Linked DNA regions of Homo sapiens: region 2 is linked to region 1. The links are chromatin contacts, found by Hi-C or POLR2A ChIA-PET in ENCODE. All regions are on one chromosome and are shown on one strand. The core of a region is the stretch at or near the end of the contact, and the rest is flanking DNA. Distances in the headings are between cores, read along the strand shown.

Region 1 (6,298 bases), core at 116-2,615:
CCTGATTCCACAATCTTTCCCACTGTGCTGAGTTCTCTGGAGACAGTGCCTGCATCCCTCCAGTTCCCTGCTGTATCCGCGGTGCCTAATGTGGGACGTGGCCCAGAGCTGGTGCTCGGTATGCCTGTGATATTACTACATTAAAAGCAAAAACAAACACACGAACCAAAAAACCATCCTGGGCGTAGTGGCTCACATCTTCAATCCCAGCACTTTGGGAGGCTGGGCAGAAGGATCGTTTGAGCCCAGGAGTTTGAGACCAGCCTGGGCAACACAGCAAGACCCCCAACTCTACAAAAAATAAAAAATCAGTCTGGCATCCTGGGGCGCTCCTGTAGTCCCAGCTACTCGGGAGGCTGAGGCGGGAGGATCATTTGAGCCCAGGAGGTCGAGGATGCAATGAGCTGTGATTGTGCCACTACACTCAGCCTGGGCAACAGAGCAAGATCCCGTCTCAAAGCAAAACAAAGCACTTTGCAGGACAGTATTTGCAGCTCGAATCTTCCTTATTTCCTTGTGCATACCCCACAATTGCAGTGACATCAGGAAGGGGGTACAATGAACGTGTCCCTGCCCTCCCATGACTCCCCACGTCCCCCAAGACTTGGCCCGAGGCCGGGCGTGGTGACTGACTTCTGCGATCCCAGCACTTGGGGAGGCCGAGGCGGGCGGATCACTTGAGGTCAGGAGTTCAAGAGCAGCCTGGCCAACAAGGAGAAACCCCGTCTCTACTAACAATACAAAAAAGTAGCTGGGCATGGTGGTACACATCTGTAATCACAGCTACTCGCGAGGCTGAGGCAGGAGAATCGCTTGAACCCGGGAGGTGGAGGCTGCCAGTGAATCGAGACCAAGCCACTGCACTCCAGCCTGAAAGAAAAAGCGAGACTCCGTCTCAAAAGAAAAAAAAAAAAGACTCGACCCAGCTCTGCGCGTCGCATTCCTGCCCGAACCCCCACTTGTCGCCTCACTTTTGCTCCCTGGCTTTTGCTCAAGCCGTGCCCTTGGGCTGGAACGCCTCCACACTGAGGTGGGGTCATGCACGTCCTGTGGACTCCTAGTCTAGACCCAAACCCAGATACAACACCTGAGGTTAGAGCCCAGCCCTGGGGTGCCAGCCCTGGGGTGCCAGGTGTTCAGGCACCCGCGCCCCACGCCCTCTGGCTGCGCCTGCGCACTGGGCCTCACCGCGCTCCTTGCGTTCGGGGAAGCCGTAGTCTGGCGGGAAGGTTGGCATCTGCAGGGGGTCGGGCTCCACCGAGGCATCGCCCAGGTAGCGCCGGACCAGGTGGGCCCCCATGGCTGCAGTCGCTGCAGATCCCTGCAGCAGCCGAGGGTCACCTAGCTCCTACCCGGAACCACTGACCCCTCAGTCAGACACAGCTTCCGGGTCATTTAGGCAGCTGCGGAGATCATAGAGATGAAGGACTCCAGAGGATCGCTCCGGTCCGCCTGGCGTCACCTCGCGGACAGGCGGAGGCGGGACAGGTGCTGTGTCTCTTCGCAGGATATGGTTGGACCCGAGAGGGGACTTCCCTGAGCCTGGAAATCCATCTGGGCGGGGCAGAAGGGGACGGTGTGGGACTGAGGCCTCCCTCGACCCTATCTGGGGCTCTTCTGGTAGCCCGAGGCTAAAGCACATATTAAAATTATTTTTCATATCATTTTCCAAAAAGTTTTTTCTTTGAAAACATTCAAATTTCTCTTAAAAAAGGCACGATATCTATTATATCGTTAATGTATGTAATTTTGCATAAAGTCACTTTAAGAATTTTTTGTTTTTGGAGACACAGTACCTGTCGCCCAGACTGGAGTGTATTGGCGCGATCTCGGCTCACTGCAGCCTCCACCTCCTGGGCTCAAATTCTCTTGCCTCAGCCTCCTGAGTAGCTGGGATTACAGGCGCCCGCCACCACCCCCAGCTAATTTTTGTATTTTTAGTAGAGACGGGGTTTCGCCAGTTGGCCAGGCTGGTCTCGAACCCCTGACCTCAAGTGATTCCCCCGCCTCAGCCTCCCAAATTGCTGGGATTACGGGCATGAGCCACAGTGCCTGTCCAAGAAAGATTTTGATAAATTTAATTTAAATAAAAGTTATTCATAAATACAGTTATTATTATATTATTATTTTTTGAGATAGGGTCTCATTCTGTCGCCCAGGCTGGAGCACAGTGGCACAATCATAGCTCACTGCAACCTTGAACTCTTGGGCTCCAGGGATCCTCCCGCCTCAGCCTCTCAAAGTGTTGGGATTATGGGCGTAAGCCACTGTGCCTGGTCAAAAACAATTATTTAAAGCTGAAATTTCAAATAAATTATATATATATATGCAATCTTTATACAATTTTAAAATATATTAATATCTAATATTAATATCTAATATATATTTTTCCCCAGTCTGACAAAGCATGTATTAGGCATCTACTGTATGGTATGCTGGGTCCAGTGGTCAGACAGAAAGGCAGACGTGGTTCCTGTCTTTCAAGCTTACAGTCTAATGGAACAGAAAAACAGTCTAATGGAAAAAAAAAAATATGGGCCAGGGCAGTGGCTCACACCTGTAATCTCAGAGCTTTGGGAAGCTGAGATGGGAGGATCGCCTGAACTCAGGAGTTTGAGACCAGCCTGGGCAATATAGGGAGACTCTATCTCTACAAAAAAAAAAAAAAAAAAAAAAGCTGGGTGTGGTGGTGCACGCTTGTAGTCCCAGCTACTCGGGAGGCTGAGGCAGGAGGATAACTTGAGCCCAGGAGTTCCAGGCTGCAGTGAGCCGTGATCCCATCACTGCACTCCAGCCTAGGCAACAGAGTGAGACCCTGTCTATAAAAATTCCCAGGTGATGTGATGTTGCTGGTCTAGTGACCAGCTTTGGGAGAATTACTCAACTAGATCTTTATGTGTTGACATGGGGAAGTGGCTGCTGATATATTAAGTGAAAAAAGCAAGCTATTGAGAATAGACAACTGGCAATAGAGACTTTTCTTTTTCTTTCTTTTTTTTTTTTTTTTTTGAGACAGAGTTTCACTCTTGTTGCCCAGGCTGGAGTGCAGTGGTGTGATCTCGGCTCACCGCAACCTCCGCCTTCTGGTTTCAAGCGATTCTCCTGCCTTAGCCTCCTAAGTAGCTGGGATTACAGGTGGGTGCCATCACGGCCAGCTAATTTTTTTTTTTTTTTTTTTGAGACGGAGTCTTGCTCCGTTGCCCAGGCTGGAGTGCAGTGGCGCAATCTCGGCTCACTGCAAGCTCCGCCTCCCGGGTTCACGCCATTCTCCTGCCTCAGCCTGCCGAGTAGCTGGGACTACAAGCGCCCGCCACCACGCCCGGCTACTTTTTTTGTATTTTTAGTAGAGACGGGGTTTCACCGTGTTAGCCAGGATAGTCTTGATCTCCTGACCTTGTGATCCGCCCGCCTTGGCCTCCCAAATAATTTTTTTGTATTTTTAGTAGAGACGGAGTTTCATCATGTTGGCTAGGCTGGTCTTGAACTCCTGACCTCAGGTGATCCACCCGCTTCGGCCTCCCAAAGTGCAGGGATTACAGGCTTGAACCACTGCGTCCAGCTGAGACCTTCTTTCCAGGGCTACCTGTGTGACCTGTCCCTATCTCCAGGCCACCACATTAATCTGTGATTCTTGTGCCCTTCTAGACTCAAGGGGGCAGCATTCACATTGTGATCTCTATGAATGGTGCTTCTGGAGTTGTGCCGTGCACAGCCTGCACAGCTGCATCCAGTAACCCTGACGTGTTCTGGGCGTGTCTCCTTAATCTTCCTTTCTCTGTGCTTCAGCTGCTCACCCAGAGGTCAGAGCTCAAAGGGAGTCCAGAGAGGCAAATTACAGTACTAGCTCACTTTCCCTGTGTGACCCCCAGAAGTGACTTCATTTCTCGCAGACTGAGTTTACTCATCTGTAAGATGAGGTTTGTAATACCTATCTCATAATGTTCCCAGCCAGCGAGGGCTCCCCTCCTCCTGATGGATTCCACCCCTTTCCTGGCTTTATTTTTTTATTTTTTCAAGACAGGGTCTTGCTCTATTACCCAGGCTGGAGTGCAGTGTCATGATCTCGGCTCACTGCAGCCTCTGCCTCCTGGGCTCAGGCGACCCTCCTGCCTCAGCCTCCCGAGTAGCTGGGATTCCACGTGCGTGCCACTACGCCCAGCTAATATTTGTATTTTTGTAGAGATGAGGTTTTGCCATGTTGCCCAGGCTGATCTCAACCTCTTGGGCTCAAGCAAACCACCTGCCTTGGCCTCCCAAAGTGCTGGGATTACAGGCGTGAGCCATCATGCTGGACCTTTATTTTCCTCCTTCGCACTTAGCACCATTTAAACTGCGATCCATTTGCCTTATTTATTTTGTTTATTATTGGTCTCTTCTCTCAACTCAGCTCTGTGAAGCAGGGAATTTTGTCTGTCTTGTTCACTGCCATATTACTGCACCTAGAACAGAACTGGCGTGCAGTAGATGCTTAGAAAATATTTGTTGAATAGACTGGGTGCGGTGGCTAACGACTGTAATTACACGGCTTTGGGAGGCGGAGGCAGAAGGATCACTTGAGAACAGGACTTTGAGACCAGCCTGGGCAATATAGGGAGACCCCTGTCTCTACAAAAAAATAAAAAAATTAGCCGGGCTGGTGGCATGCACCTGTAGTCCCAGCTACTTGGGAGGCTGAAGTGGGAGGATCGCTTGAGCCCAGGAGGTTGAGGCTGCAGTGAGCAATGATCATGCCACTGCACTCCAGCCTGGTCAACAGAGCAAGACCCTGTCTCTGAAAATAAATACAGAACAATACAATAAAATAAATAATTTGTTGAATAAACACAGGAATAAATAAATAGAGAAGGTGGAAGAATCAGATGGTTGCATCAAAAGTGCTTAGTGCCTGGCATCCAGTAGGTGCTCAATACATGCTCACTATTGTTTCTTTCATCCAGGTCACAGTCTGGCGCTAGAAAGCCAAACAAAGGAGGCTACTGTGACCAGTCATTTCACCAGAGGCTGAAGGGATTCAAGCCAGGGATGACTGGGGTTGGGCGTGGAGGCATGTGGCCCATTCCATTCTAAACTTCCAGGACTCAAATGGTTCAGCCTGGCCTAGCCTTACCGAGCACTGGGGACCTGGGGGGAATGATACTGAAAGGGCCATTGTCTGGGGTGATAACTGAGATTCGTTGTCTTACAGCGGAGGAAATCAAGGACGTGGACACACAAGGAGTGAGGTTAAGAGAGGAAGTTTATATTTATTTATTTATTTTTTTGAGATGGAGTCTTGCTCTGTCACCCAGGCCGGAGTGCAGTGGCACAATCTCGGTTCACTGCAACCTTCACCTCCTGGGTTCAAGTAATTCCTGTCTCAGCCTCCCAGGTAGCTGGGATTACAGGTGTGAGTCACCCTCCTGGCCTATTTACTTATTTTTTGAGATGGAGTCTTGCTCTGTTGCCCAGGCTGGAGTGTAATGGCAGGATCTCAGATCACTGCAACCTCTGCCTCCTGGGTTCAAGTGATTCTCGTGCCTCAGCCTCTGAGTAGCTGAGATTACAGGTGTGTGCCACCACACCTGGCTAATTTTTTGTATTTTTAGTAGAGATGAGGTTTCACCACGCTGGCCAGGACCTCCTGACCTCAAATGACCCACCCGCCTCGGCCTTCCAAAGTGCTGGGATTACAGGCGTGAGCTACTGCGCCTGGCCAAGAGTGAAAGTTTAACAGGTGAAAGAATACCTGTCTCTGCTGCAGAGAGAGGGGTCCTGAACAGGTTGCTGGTTTTGAGGTGAAATGCAGGGCGTTTTATAGATGCTTGGTGAGCAGGCAGTGTCTGATTTACATAGGGCTTGAAAGATTGGTTGGGCCAGGTGTGCTATTTGCATAGGGCGCAAAAACTGTTTAGGACTAGGTGTGCCATTTGCATAGGGCGCGAATTTCTGGAAGTCCCCCCACCTTAATCTTTCATTATGTAGGTAGGTTCTCTGCCTGGCCTGCACCATCATGCCCGTTTATTTTTTATCTATTTATTTATTTTTTACTGTACACGTGATAATAAAAGGGAAGATGGAGACTCCATGTTGAACATGCCTGGCCCTCAGGTAGCCCTTTTCTATTGGCACAGCTGCTGGCATTTTCTCATGCAAGCTTCCAGCTTGCTTATCTATGTTTGCAGCTCAATTTCTCAGGATGCTCGTTGTTAAAAATAAATAATTTCTTGGGCTGTTTTTTTTGTGTGTTTGTTTGTTTTCTTTGAGCTGGAGTTTTGCTCTTGTTGCCCAGGCTGGAGTGCAATGGCGCAATCTTGGCTTG
Region 2 (7,335 bases), core at 27-2,526, 440 kb after region 1:
CTGCAGCAACATGGAGGGAACTAGAGGCCATTATCTTAAGTGAAATGACCGAGAAATAGAAAGTCAAAAAAACTCATGTTCTCACTTCTAAGTGGAAGCTAAACCATGGGTACACATGGACAAACAGAGTGGAAAACAGACATTGGAGGCTCCCGTAGGTAGGAGGGTGAGAAGGGGGTGAGGGATACAGTACTACCTATTGGCTACAATGTACACTATTTGGGTGATGATTGCACTAAAAGCCTAGTCTTCACCACTAGAAAATATATCCATGTAGCAAAACTGCACTTGTATCCCAAATCCATAAAAATAAATTTTTTTTAAAGGCTCTTAATTCTTCTAGGGCAGGTGAGAGATGCCCAAAAGTTAAAAAGTAAACCAATAAATGAATAAGATAATTTCAGATAGCGGTGAGTGCTATGAAGACACGAAAGAAAATGTAAGACTAAGCCAGGCGTGGTGGCTCACGCCTGTAATGCCAGCACTTTGGGAGGCCGAGGCAGGAGAATCACGAGGTCAGGAGTTCGAGACCAGCCTGGCCAACATGGCGAAACCCCGTCTCTACTAAAAAAAAAAAATGCAAAAAATTAGCTGGGCATGGTGGTGGGCGCCTGTAAGCCCAGCTACTCAGGAGACTGAGGCAGGAGAATCTCTTGAACCCGAGAGGTGAAGATTGCAGTGAGCCCAGCTCGCACCACTGCACTCCAGCCCAGACGACAGTGCAAGACTCTATGAAAAAAAAAAAAAAGAAAGAAAGAAAAAAGAAAGAGAGAGAGAGAAAAGAAAAGAAAAGAAAACGTAAGACTAAAAAAGCTACTTTTGGGTAGTCAAGGACACCAAGAACCCAGCCAGCAAAAATCTGAAGACTGCAAAGTGGCCAGCCATGGGAGTATTCTACCTGTGGGAACAGCAAGTCCCAAGCTTCCAAGTGTGAAGGCGCTTCGGACACCCTGAAGCTGAAAGAAGGGCCATGTGCTGGAAGGTAACGGCGAGAGGAATGCCTGGTGAGAAGCCTGGCCCTTCTTCCATGCTTACCGACATGCGACAGAGTGTGACCTGGACAGCTGGAAGCGCTTAGGACATCCTAAAGCTGGAAGAAGGGCCATGTTGCTGGAAGCAACGGCGAGAAGGATGCTAGATGGGCTCTTTCTCAAGGAGTCAGGATGCCAGTGCACTTAGGCCAAGTTCCAAAGCAAAGACTCCATCCTACTCCTCCCCCCACCTCTGGAATTCCACCTCCCTTGTTGCGCCCATCGCTATGGTGACGGGCGCTCTCAGTACACTGTCTCTACAGGCCAGGAAAGAGTTGTGTGTCTTTGGGGTCCCTTCCGCTCCGCCTAGGGTTCCCGGCCAGGCCGAGAGACCAAGCAGGGACCATGCGCGTGTTGGTACCCCCGGCTGAGCGCAGCCAGGACACACGCGTTGGGGCCCCAGCATGGCGCGAGGCAGCTCAGGCCATGGCGAGGACCGCGCACATTCTGACCGATCGCTGCGGGCAGGAGGCGGTGACCATGTGGCAGCCCAAGGACAGCGTGCTGGACCCGAACGTGGCCCACCACCTCGGCCGCGCCGCCTACATCCAGCCCTGGCGCTTCCGCGTGGAGATGATCAAAGGCGGCGGCACCTTGGAGAAGCCGCCGCCAGGCGAGGGCGTCACGCTGTGGAAGGGCAAGATGAAGCCGCCCGCCTGGTACGCCCGCCTGCCGCTACCCTTGCACCGCAAAGCGCGCGCCCTGCAGACCACCGAGGTGGTGCACGCGCACGCGCGTGGAGCGCGCCTCACCGCCGCCCGCCTCGGCCGCGCGCAGCACCAGATTAACGGGCGGGTGCGACAGCTGCTGCGCCAGCGCGAGGTCACCGACCACAGGCTCAGCGAAGTGCGCAAGGGTCTGCTTATTAACCAGCAGAGCGTCAAGCTGCGGGGCTACAGGCCCAAGTCTGAGAAGGTGGGACCCTCCCCCACGCCCAACCCCAGCCTAACTGCAAAGACTGAGGCCTCCGCTATGCGGTGTCCAGCCCCGGGGAAATCCTTTCCATACTTTGGGAGGCCAAGGCTGGTTGATCACCTGAGGTCAGGAATTCGAGACCAGCCTGACCAACATGGTGAAACCCCCGTCTCTACTAAAAATACAAAATTAGCCGGGCCTGGTGGCGCATGCCTGTAATCTCAGCTACTTGGGAGGCTGAGGCAGGAGAATCACTTGAACCCGGGAGGCAGAGGTTGCAGTGAGCCGAGATCGTGCCATTGCACTCCAGCCTGGGCAACAAGAGCAAAACTCCATCTCAAAAAAAAAAAAAAAAAATATTTCCATAGAGAGAACACCCAACTCCGGTGAATAAGGGCACAAGAAGATGAGGGCCAGATGCAGTAGCTCACGCCTGTAATCCCAGCACTTTGGGAGGCCTTGGTGTGAGGACCGCTTGAGTCCAGGCCTTCCAGGTTGCAGTGAACTATGATGGCACCACTGTGTTCCAGCCTGGGTGACAGGTGAGAACCTGTCTCTACCAAAAATTTTAAAAAGTTAGCTGGGTGTGTTGGTGCACACCTGTAATCCCAGCATTTTGGGATGCCGATGCGGGAGGATTGCTTGAGGCCAGGAGTTGGAGACCAGCCTGAGCAACATAGTGAGACCCCGTCTCTACAAAAAAAAAAAAATTTTTAGTGGCCCAGCATGGTGGCATGCACTTATGGTCCCAGCTACTTGGAGGCTGAGGCAGGAGGATTGCTTAAGCCCAAGAGTTTGAGGCTGCAGTAAGCTATAATCAGGCCAACCGCAAACCAGCATGGGCAACACAGTGAGATCCCATCTCTCCAAAAATTGCAGGTAAATTAGCCAAGTTTGGTAGTTTGTGCTTGTAATCCCAGCACTTCAGGACACCAAGGCAGGAGGATTGCTTGAGGCCAGGAGTTTGAGGCCAGCCTGGACAACACAGCAAGACCCTCTCTGCACCAAAGTTTAAAAAAAATAGTCAGGCATGGTGGTGCATGCCTCTAGTCCCAGCTACTTAGGAGGCTGAAGCAGGATTGTTTGAGCTCAGGAGTTCAAGGCTGTAGTGAAATATGATAGGGCCACTACACTTCAGCCTAGGAGATAGTGAGACTCAAAAACAAACAAACAAAAAAAGATGATGGATACAGGCCCAGGAAGAGATGCCTAAGCCCCCAAGACCCAAAGAGTGAGCCCTGCCCAAGGAGATGAGATCCTCAGCTTCCCTGCCCCAGAGGAGAAAATTATCCAAATCTCCCAGCCAGGGAGAGAGGGTGCAGCCCCTGATTCAGACTCCTTGAAAATCTCCCCAAAAAGTAAAACCCACAGCCCTCAGCCCAGGCATAAAATCATCCACCTAGACCCTAGGCCCAGAGGGTAAGACCCTTCCATAGATGTGAGACCCTCAGTGCCCCAGTCCTAGTGAAAACACACTCCCAACTCCCAGCTGAGGAGAGCGGCTGATACCCTTGTCCCAACCCAGGTGAAACTCCCCCCCAGAATGTTAAATAAAACCCAATTCCCCTGGCTTCAGGAAGTGAAAATCTCCACCCCCAGGCCTCGTCTGTGGTGAAAGGAAGAAGTCCTCCCTACAGAGAGAGACTTCAGACTCCCAACCCTCACACCCAAAGGTTAAGCTCCCATCCAGGGAGAAAGAGTAAGACTTCTAGTACCAGTCCTGGTGAAATCTTCCCCTTAAAGTGAAATCTCAAATCCCCACCCCAAAAGGTACAAAAATTCCTGCCTCCCGGGGGAGAGATGAGACCCCACCCACAGAATGGGATTCCTACCCTCAGCCCCCAGATCCAAATATTAAGACTCCAAAAACGTAAACCCTCATCATCCGTATGATATGATCCCTCCACCTGTAGCCAGGGAGAGGAGATAAGACCATCACTGAGGAAGGGGTGCCCAGCTCCCAGCCTCAGGGGGTGAGAACAACCCTCCCCCAAGTTGAGACACCTTCATCTCAGCCCCCTGGGCTCCTATCTGTAAAAGAGAGACGCCCCCAACCTCAAGCTCCAGAGAGCAAGACCCGCCAAGTCAGAGAGCCCACTGAAAAGATCAAACCTTCTCAAAGAGTGAGACACCCCACCCAAAGGATGAGAGTACCCTCAACTTCATCCTTCAAACTCAGAGTTTATGAGGCTGGCAAACCCTCTACCACCCTGGAAAGAGGAATCTCTTCCCAGCCCTTTCTTAACGATGTGAGGGATTCTCTCCTCGTTTTCTAGGTCCCTGACAAAGCTGACAGTATGCTTACATGGGAGAAAGAGGAGCTGAAAAGCATGAAGAGGAAAATGGAGAGAGATATGGAAAAATCAGAGGTCCTACTCAAGGTTAGGGGTGCCTGTGGACAAGTTACGGGGGCTGGAGGGGGATCCCTGGCTGCCTAATGGACAAACCACTCTGACCTGGGGACTGTCACAATAGCAATTCCTTCAAGCCACACTGACCAGATATTCACTGCATTTTGCTTTGTGAAATGGAAAAAGGGAGGTCATGGGAGATGACGTTGGGTCTCAGAATAACAACGAACAACCACTCTGTACCAAACCCTGCGCAGTCATTGAATCCACTCCTTAAGGCTGTCCTGTGAGGCAGAAACTATGATTTCCTCAATAGAGATGGGAAAATTGAGACCCAGAGAGAGACCTCACCTAATAAGCAAAGCCATCAGTGAAAGCGCTGTGGTTTCAGCCCAAGTGACTAGAGTCTAGCTCTTTGCACTCTAACACGTGCTCCAGCTTCAGCCAGACTTGATCTCTCGCTGCATCCTTCGCACTTGCAATGAGAACTTCTTCATGAGGGCACAAATTAAGGGGGAAGAGCAGCCAGACTTCAGGGGGCCTTTTGGACCTGTTAAGGTTCGCTGGAAATTTGTGTGCTTTCGACTCATCCTTTTGATAAATACTAATCTGGTACCTGCTTCCCAGGCACCAGGCTTGGCATCATAGATAAAGTGGTGACTGAGAAAGAACTAGCCTTGTCCTTGAAGAGTTAACATTCTAAAGGCATTCAAAGAAAATACAGGCTGGGAACTTGTTTTATTTCCTATTGTGAGATTGAAGTCTTTTATTGTTGTTGAACTTTCCTTGCTTTTATGTATAGATCTCCTCAGCTAGACTACATTTAAAAAAGCATTGGACCTTGAAGGCAGATATAGTACTAAATTATATTTCACGTAGCAAAGCTCAGTAAGGTTGTGTTGACTGGGGAGTGGGGAGGAGGGGAGAAGAAGGGACAGGCTGGGGGACGAGGGTGTGGACGAGGCAGGAGACTCAGTGGGGGGGCGGGGGGCGGGGGCTGCTGAAACGCTGTCCGTGGTGCTGAATCGGAATACTGCATATCTTCTGGCCGCTGTCATATTCCTTTAAATCTGATGATTCCTGAAATATCCTTCCAGGAAGTCGGAGGCAGAGAAGGGAGAAGCCCCTGAGGATGGACGTGGGAGCAAAGGGCTATAAAGAGGGAAATGGATCATGCCCATAATCTCAGTACTTTGGGAGGCCAAGGCAGGAGGATTGCTTCTTGAGGCCAGAAGTTCAAGACCAGTCTGAGCAACATAGCAAGCCCTCATCTATATTTTAAAATAAAATAAAACTAGCCAGGCACAGTTGCAAGTGCCTGCAGTCCCTATTCAGGAGGCTGAGGGAGGAGGATTGCTTGAATCCAGGAGTTCAAGGCTGCAGTGAGCCATGATCATACCTCTGCGCTCCAGTCTGGGTAACAGAGGAAGACCCTGTCTCTGTGAGAGTGAGAGAGAGAGGTGGGAAAGGACAGATATAGATAGAAACAGAGACAGGCTGCTTGGCAGGACCTAGTCTGAATATTGCTGGAGAAAAATACTTACCACCAATCAGATTTGTTTCAACTTAAAATCATGAAGTCAAACCTCAAATTGGCACTCAAACCTTTCCCAGATACCTCGCCTTAAGTCTCTAGAAGACTTGCTGACCTGCTGGGCAAGTGATTTCATAACTTCTCTTCCTTTAGTCCTCTCCAGCTCCCTGTGCCTTCCTTGCTCTACGGTGATTTCAATGAAAACCACCAAAGGGAACCTCTCTCATTTTTCCTCTGTCAATCCTATAATTCCACCCTTCCACCCTTCTCCTGCACCATCAACATTTCCTTCTCTCTTGGCTCATTGTCACCAGTGAACAAAGGGAGAATTATTCTTTCATGGGTACAGATCTGTTGGGATGATGAAAAATTCTGGAGGTGGATTGCAATCCAGCCTGGAAGACAGAGCAAGATTCTATATAAATGAATGAAGGAAGGAGGGAAGGAACAGAACAGGTAAAATTAATCTCCAAGTCAGCTTACTGGAGATGATGGTTGTACGAATACACTTAATGCCACTAAACTGTACACTTAGCAAGGTTAAAATAGAAACATGTTATGTCATATCTATTTTACTACAATAAAAAGCCCACCTCTCTTGATCTACATGCCCCTCTAGATACCCATTTCTCTAGTCCACTGCATCTTATCTGCATATGTCAACTTGCTCATGTTGACTCCAGGCAGGCTCCTCAGCTAAACTGCATTTGAATAAGCATTGGACCTTGAAGGCAGATACAGTACTAAATTATATTTCATGTAGCAAAACTCAGTAAGGATGTGTTGACTGGGGGGTGGGGAGGAGGGGAGAAGAAGGGACAGGCTGAGGGTCGAGGGTGTGGACGAGGTAGGAGACTCAGGGACTGGTGGAACGCTGTCCGTGGTGCTGAACTGGACAGCTGTCCTTTTTTTTTTTTTTTTTTTTTTTTGAGTTGGCTCTATTGCCCAGGCTGGAGTGCAGTGGCGTGGCGTGATCGCAGCTCACTGCAACCTCTGCCTTCCGAGTTCAAGCAATTCTCCGACCTCAGCCTCCCGAGTAGCTGGGATTACAGGTGCCTGCCAGCACACCCGGCTAATTTTTGTATTTTTAGTAGAGACGTGGTTTCACCATGTGCGCCAGGCTGGTCTCAAACTCCTGACCTCGTGACCACCTGCCTCGGCCTCCCAAAGTGCTAGGATTACAGGCATGAGCCACTGCGCCCGGCCTGGACTGCTGTCTTGCTGGTCACTGTATCCCCACCACCTGGCACATCGCCTGGCATCAGTAGGGGTTTAATTAATATTTGAATTCATGAACAAAAGACTTTTTAAGTCTGCTTTTTAACCAAATGAATAAATCCCAAAGATACCATATTCAGAGAAAGAAGCTGGACATAAAGTGTACACTCTGTAGGATTCCATTTATATGAAGTTTTAGATTCAGCAAGGGTTTTCCTCAAGGTACAGTTAGTAAATGCTTTCAGCCTTGTGTGCTGTGCAGTTTCTGTCACAACTACTCAACTTG

Evidence for each region. A loop is a pair of places that touch in the nucleus more often than their neighbours do. ChIA-PET counts read pairs that join two places held with the same protein, here RNA polymerase II (POLR2A). Pooled maps may share reads with other maps.
Region 2: a pooled map shows a loop between it and region 1 (2.6-fold over the local background). The contact joins the promoter of TEKTL1 here to the promoter of NDUFB7 in region 1. A Hi-C loop is called at or near these places in 1 of 168 maps with a recorded cell type or tissue (MCF 10A) and 7 of 50 pooled maps. POLR2A ChIA-PET finds 5 or more read pairs at or near these places in 2 of 52 experiments (Panc1 and activated CD4-positive, alpha-beta T cell).

Annotation. Positions count from the first base shown.
Region 1 is chr19:14,570,701-14,576,998 of GRCh38, forward strand. It overlaps NDUFB7 (NADH:ubiquinone oxidoreductase subunit B7), which reads right to left and starts at 1,366. Exons shown (of 3, transcript NM_004146.6): 1 at 1,189-1,366. The coding sequence starts at 1,300. RefSeq lists an enhancer at 1,298-1,587.
Region 2 is chr19:15,009,450-15,016,784 of GRCh38, forward strand. It overlaps TEKTL1 (tektin like 1), which reads left to right and starts at 1,277. Exons shown (of 7, transcript NM_173482.3): 1 at 1,277-1,946; 2 at 4,223-4,327. The coding sequence starts at 1,377. It also overlaps a transcript of SLC1A6 not described here. RefSeq lists a silencer at 6,488-6,782.